2 separate regions of the Homo sapiens genome follow, and region 2 is linked to region 1. A link is an interaction called in ENCODE POLR2A ChIA-PET data of the cell type or tissue named here. Cell type or tissue: Caco-2. All regions are shown on one strand. Links, peaks and the distances in the headings refer to the core of each region. The heading gives the core; the rest is flanking DNA. Region 1 overlaps ARHGEF10L (Rho guanine nucleotide exchange factor 10 like). Region 2 overlaps ATP13A2 (ATPase cation transporting 13A2).

Evidence for each region. ChIA-PET counts read pairs that join two places held together with the same protein. Peaks named below come from ENCODE experiments on the same cell type or tissue, not always from the same donor. Only the 100,000 strongest peaks of a DNase experiment are listed, where the experiment ranks them.
Region 2: POLR2A ChIA-PET joins it to region 1 with 5 read pairs; 2 of 35 experiments call an interaction of 5 or more read pairs at or near these places.

The regions. Positions count from the first base shown.
Region 1 is chr1:17,578,809-17,581,709 of GRCh38, forward strand. It overlaps ARHGEF10L (Rho guanine nucleotide exchange factor 10 like), which reads left to right. Exons shown (of 29, transcript NM_018125.4): 2 at 1,745-1,824. The coding sequence starts at 1,788. Among named protein-coding and RNA genes, the nearest start is that of ARHGEF10L, 41 kb to the left of the region's middle. RefSeq lists an enhancer at 2,589-2,901. In Caco-2, for the core only: no CTCF peak of the experiment used is centred there; a DNase peak (open chromatin) is centred at 1,603; H3K4me3 peaks cover 694 bases.
Region 2 is chr1:17,003,738-17,006,638 of GRCh38, forward strand. ATP13A2 (ATPase cation transporting 13A2) reads right to left here. Exons shown (of 29, transcript NM_022089.4): 2 at 1,947-2,041; 3 at 1,637-1,819; 4 at 1,277-1,335; 5 at 955-1,084; 6 at 595-674. Among named protein-coding and RNA genes, the nearest start is that of ATP13A2, 6.7 kb to the right of the region's middle. In Caco-2, for the core only: no CTCF peak of the experiment used is centred there; a DNase peak (open chromatin) is centred at 1,411.

The DNA of each region.
Region 1 (2,901 bases), core at 263-2,762:
TCTGAAATCATCACTGAGATTTAGGTTAAAAAGGCAGTTGCAGCACTGTGAGTGCTGTGTGCTCCTTCTGTATGAAACAAGGCATATCTGCAGATATGCAAGTTGGCCCATGCATGGGAGAGTTCTGGAAGGATTCTTGAGAAGTCAGTAACAGTCATCTCTTCTGGGGGACTGGGGGATTAGGGCAACCAGGGTGGGAGGTTGACTAACTTTTTTTTTTTTAATTTTTTGAGACAGAGTCTTGCTCTGTTTCCCAGACTGGAGTGCGGTGGCACGGTCTTGGCTCACTGCAACCTCCGCCTCCCACGTTCAAGTGATTCTCCTGCCTCAGCCTACTGAGTAGCTGGGATTAAAGGCATGTGCCACCATGCCCAGCTAATTTTTGTATTTTTAGTAGAGATGGAGTTTCACCACGTTGGCCAGGCTGGTCTCGAACTCCTGACCTGAAGTGATCCGCCCACCTCAGCCTCCCAAAGTGCTGAGATACAGGCGTGAGACACTGTGCCCGGCTCGGAGACTAACTTTTCATTGTCTACCTGTTGTATCGTTTGAGTCTTGAAAGGTGCTAGAGTGTAGTAGCTGCTTCTAAGCACAGACTCCAGAGCCCCATGGCCTGGGTTCGAACCCTGGCTCTTCCTAGCTGTGTGATCTTGGGCAAGTTACTTAACCATTCTTGGTCTCATTTTCTCATTTATAATTTGGAATAATAGACGTTAATATTTGTAAAGTGCTTAAAATTATGTCTGAGGTATCGTTGGCAATGCAAGAATGTCTACTGTTACTAATATTGCCATTAACCTGCATTTCATTTTTGTTTAGTAAGCCAGTTTAATAAAAATAAAGCCTTTAGGAATGGAAAGGAAAACAGGAACACAGCCGGTTTGTGGCCTGGGCAGATTAGACCAGGGGGCTGGGTGCTTTCCCTCCAGGGTGCATTCTCTCCTCCACAAGATGTCTAGGAGGACAGCCCCCAGTGCACAATTGAAGGTGACAGTAGGGAGCGGGGGCAGGGTTGGCTCCAGGGCCCAGGAAGCCCACCGGAGGCATCAGCCTTTTGCTTATGTGAGCTCCCACTGTGAGGGGAGGGCGGTGCCACCTTGGGCCAGGAGGAACTGTGCCCCCACGCTGAGCATTTGGGATTCTGTCCCTGTCTTATGCCATTGGCCTCTGGAGCCATTGCTTTCCTCACACCCATGTGCCAAGGCCAGGTTACCTCCTGCCTGCTGGTCAACCCATGGGGCAGGACAGGAAGAGGCAGAGTCAGAGTGGCCTTCAGCAGGGCTACCGGAAGGGACTGACAGGAGTGGGCAGACCTAAGGGAGCCCATGCTTCCTGGGCAGCCAGGAGGAGGAAGTATCCAGCCCCATTTGTGACAGTCAGGTGTGATCTGATTCCTGGAAGGTTGGGGGCTGAGCATGATCCTGGACTCTGGGGCCAGATTTCACCTGTAAGCCAGAGGGGATGAGGACGGACACCCAGCAGGTCCCTGCAGGTCCCTTGGCACTGGCAACAGGAAGGTCTGTGGCTGCAGGGTTTTCTGGGAAGAAGGATTTGGGCTGCACAGCTGCTGATGTTTCTATGGGTTAATGATTTATGAAGGCTGGAGGCTGGGGCCTTTCTGGGGCTGCCCTGTGCTCTGAGAGCCACTGGGCTGAAGCACAGGTTGTGAGCCAGTGACTTGTCTCAGTAGCTGAAACTGCAGCCCTGACTCCAGCTAATGCGATTTCTGGTCTTCTTTCCACAGGTGTGTAGCTGGGACGGTGCTGGTCTGAGCTGGACCTTGTCTGATGGCTTCCTCCAACCCTCCTCCACAGCCTGCCATAGGTACCGTACCCAGGGCTTCCTGTCCCTCTCATCCTTTCTTAGAAGGGGGCCGCTGGGGGCCGGCGGAGGGCCTTGCTCTGGAGCAGCATGGCGCCGGGTGGGAAGTCTGCTCTGCTGGCTGCTGGCCCTGCCTGGGCCGCATCCTCTATCTCACGTTCCTTGTCTACAAAATAGAAGTAACTTTCTGCTCACGGAGGAGGCTCTGAGCAAGGGTCAATCCTTTTCCTGTCTCCCTGAGATCCGCCGGAGAGGTGAACACACGGGGGTCTCAGGCTGAAGCTTATAAATCAGGGGTGAGGAACTGAGGTTGGAGGAGAGGGTTGCGCCATAGGGTCAGGCCGTTGAACAGTGGTAGCATTGCCGCATTTAGTGAAAAAAAGAGAAAGTAAAAGAAAAATACAGCCAGGCATGGTGTCTCATGCCTGTAATCCCAGCACTTTGGGAGGCCGAGGCGGGCAGATCACTTGAGGTCACGAGTTCGGGACCAGCCTGGCCAACATGGTGAAATCCCATCTCTACAAAAATACAAAAATTAGCTGGGTATGGTGTGGCACTTGTAATCTCAGCTACTTGAGAGGCTGAGGCAGGAGAATTGCTTGAACCTGGGAGATGGAGGTTGCAGTGAGCCAAGATCACACCACTGCACTCCAGCCTGGGTGACAGAGCAAGACTGTCTCAAAAAAAAAAAAAAAAAAAAAAAGAAAAGAGAAAAAGAAAAATACATACTTATACTAACAAAATTATTCGTCGTTTATCTGAAATTCAAGTCTGTGTCCTGTATGTTATTTGGCAACCCTGGCACTGGGGCCTCAGACACTGCAGGTGGAATCCAGGCCCCGCCTGGGAGGAAATGGGCCCAGGGCTGTTTCACCCAGGCAGCAGCTTCCTGTCCTCTTGTATCACTATGAGAGAGGCAGAATTGCAGATGGTAATGAGTGAGGGCTTTGTCCTCAGCCCCATCTGAGTTTGAATCCTGACCCTGCCACTTAGACTGTGGGGCTGGTTAAGTGACATGTTGTCTCTGTGGCTTAGTTTCATCATCAGTAAACATGGGGACAATGATACCCTCTCCTGGGC
Region 2 (2,901 bases), core at 129-2,628, 580 kb before region 1:
ACTGCAACCTCTGCCGCCCAGGTTCAAGCGATTTTCCTGCCTCAGCCTCCCAAGTAGCTGGGATTACAGGCACATGCCATCACGCCCAGCTAATTTTTGTGTTTTTAGTAGAGATGGGGTTTCAGCATCTTGGCCAGGCTGATCTTGAACTCCTGACCTCGTGATCCACCTGTCTTGGCTTCCCAAAGTGCTGGGATTACAGGGGTGAGCCACCGCACCCAGCCTGAGCTCATGTTTCTTAAGCCTTTTGTAGGTGGCAGAGCAGTGACTAAACCCCAAGCAGACAGTCTGAGTACAGAGCTGATAGTCTGATTCACAGTGGTGTCACAACCTCAGATCACATTCGGTGCCAAGCTCTACATAAATTATTATCTATTTCACCATCAAAACAATCCTAGGAGGCAGAAGTTATCTTCATGCCCTATTTATAGACAGAGATCCCAGGCCTGGAGGGGCTCAGTAACCTGCCCAAGGTTTCAGACAGCAAAAGCATCAGAGCTGAGAGGGGAGCCCAGGCCATGCCATGCCACCGTCTGTGCCCAAACCAGTGCCACTCTGGGAGGTGACATGAGCCACACAGGCCCTGACTCCTACCTGACCTGGTAGAAGGCTTGCTGGGTCTCGATCCAGATATAGCGCTGGCCCTGGAAGAGGTAATACCGCAGCACCCGCTTCTGGGTGGGAGAGAGGAGAGGATGGGTTGGAAGCTGGCCCCGGCCCCAGAAGCAGTGTGCTTATGCTGGGAGCCGAGGGATGGGGGTAGGGGGCAGGGACTGGTGTCACCAGACAGAGAGGTGGGGAGAGGCCTGAAAGTGTAAACGTGCTCAGACAGCATCCTGGATGTTTGGGACAACAGAACTAAAAGGTGGTGGGAGAACATGAAGTCTGACTCTCCCATTGCACAGATCATGAAACCGAGGCCGAGAGAGGGGCAAGGACTTTTTCAGAACCCACCTGTCCGACACTCACCGCCTCCTCGCTCTTGTGGAGCTGGGCCGTATCCTTCCAGGCACCCTCTGGTACCGCCCCAACTGCCGCCTGGCTCCGGCCATCCTCTGCCTGGGACTGTGGGGACGGCTCCAGGCTGGGGAAGCAGGTGAGGGTTACTCTCGAGCTCTGGGAGCTGCCCTGGCACCTCCCTGTGCTCACAGAGCCATCTTCCCTCCCTAGGATGGGAGGCGCCAGAGTCAGCCTTTATGGGGGGGCCGAGGGTTGGGGAAGTTGGGGAGGCCAGGGTAGCAGGGGCTTCTGGGAAGGGGCAATGGGGCTGCCTCACCTGCCCTCGCCGATGGCCTCAGTCTGCACCTGGACAGTGAAGAGCTGCCAGGAACTATCCTGGAACACAGAGGTATGGACTCAGTCTCAGAAGAGTCCCCTCCCCTCCCAGGCCCTGTCCTACAGCCAGGCGGCCCCTGCTGGAGAAGGCAGAAATCAAGGCTATGGAGAGCCCTCCAGAAACCACCCGACCCGTCCCTTCTGCCCAATGCTCAGATGGGAAAGCTGAGGTCCAGAGAAGAGCGGGACCTGCCTAATGTCCCATGGAAAGTCAGTGGCCGGGTTGGCACCCAAGCATCCTCCACCCCCGACCCTGACCCTCACTGCGCTTCTCTAGCCCCAGGCTCAGCCTGACTCTCACCTCTTTGTCTCTTATTTCGATAACGAGTGTTTCGGCGTGGGCCAGGTTGCAGGGCCGGAGCCGCAGCCGCACCCCCCACAGGGGCTTCCAACGGAAGAGCAGCAAAGGGATCCCAGCCATCATCCAGACCACGACGTGATAGCCGATGACCCTCCATGGACTGCCACAGTAGCCGCTGAGCCTCTGCGAACGCAGCGAGAGAGGGCCCAGGTCGGGGTGGGAACGGGGCTGGAGTAGGAAGTTGGGGTGTCTGGGTGGGCCTGGGCATTCACCCCCTGCAGCTTTTCCCCACCCCACTCTGCCCACTTACCACGGATGAAACTGAGGAGCTGAGGGGATCTATTGATGTCCCTATCGTCAGGGTCCCATAACCGGTGGGCGTGCTGCCCACGAGAGGGCTGCTGTCTGTGGACAGAAAAGAGAAAGGTCATTTGGGGAGGCACCTTCTCCTCTTGCTTCCTTAAAAACAATAAACATCAGCCTGGGCGCGGTGGCTCACGCCTGTAATCCCAGCACTTTGGGAGGCCGAGGCGGGTGGATCACCTGAGGTTAGAAGTTCGAGATCAACCTGGCTAACATGGTGAAACCCATCTCTACTAAAAATAAAAAAAATTAGCCGGGCGTGGCAGCGCGTGCCTGTAATCTCAGCTACTCAGGAGGCTGAGGCAGGGGAATCACTTGAACCTGGGAGGTAGAGGTTGCAGTGAGGCAAGATCACACCACTGCACCCCTGCCTGAGCAACAGAGTGAGACTCCATCTCAAAAAACTAAACAAAACAAAACACAAAACAGTAAGCACCTGGTCTGACAGAGCCCAAAGCTCATGTCTTCCTGTGTCCTTTATCTGGCTCTTCTTTCCGTCGGTTCTTACTTACCGTATCTTTTTTTTTTTTTTGAGACGGAGTGTCACTCTGTCACCCAGGCTGGAGTGCAGTCACTTGATCTCAGCTCACTGCAACCTTTGCCTCCCAGGTTCAAGCGATTCTCCTGCCTCAGCCTCCCGAGTAGCTGGGATTATAGGCATGCACCACCATGCCCAGCTAATTTTTGTATTTTTAGTAGAGATGGGGTTTCACCATGTTGGCCAGGCTGGTCTCGAACTCCTGACCTCAAGTGATCTGCCCACTTTGGCCTCCCAAAGTGCTGGGATTACAGGCATGAGCCACCGTGCTTGGCCAGTAGTGTCTTGTTTCCTTGCGTGTGTCGGTCTTTCTGCTGGGTATGGCCCAGAATTGGAGAATGGGGCCTGGACAGTGCCCCAAGCC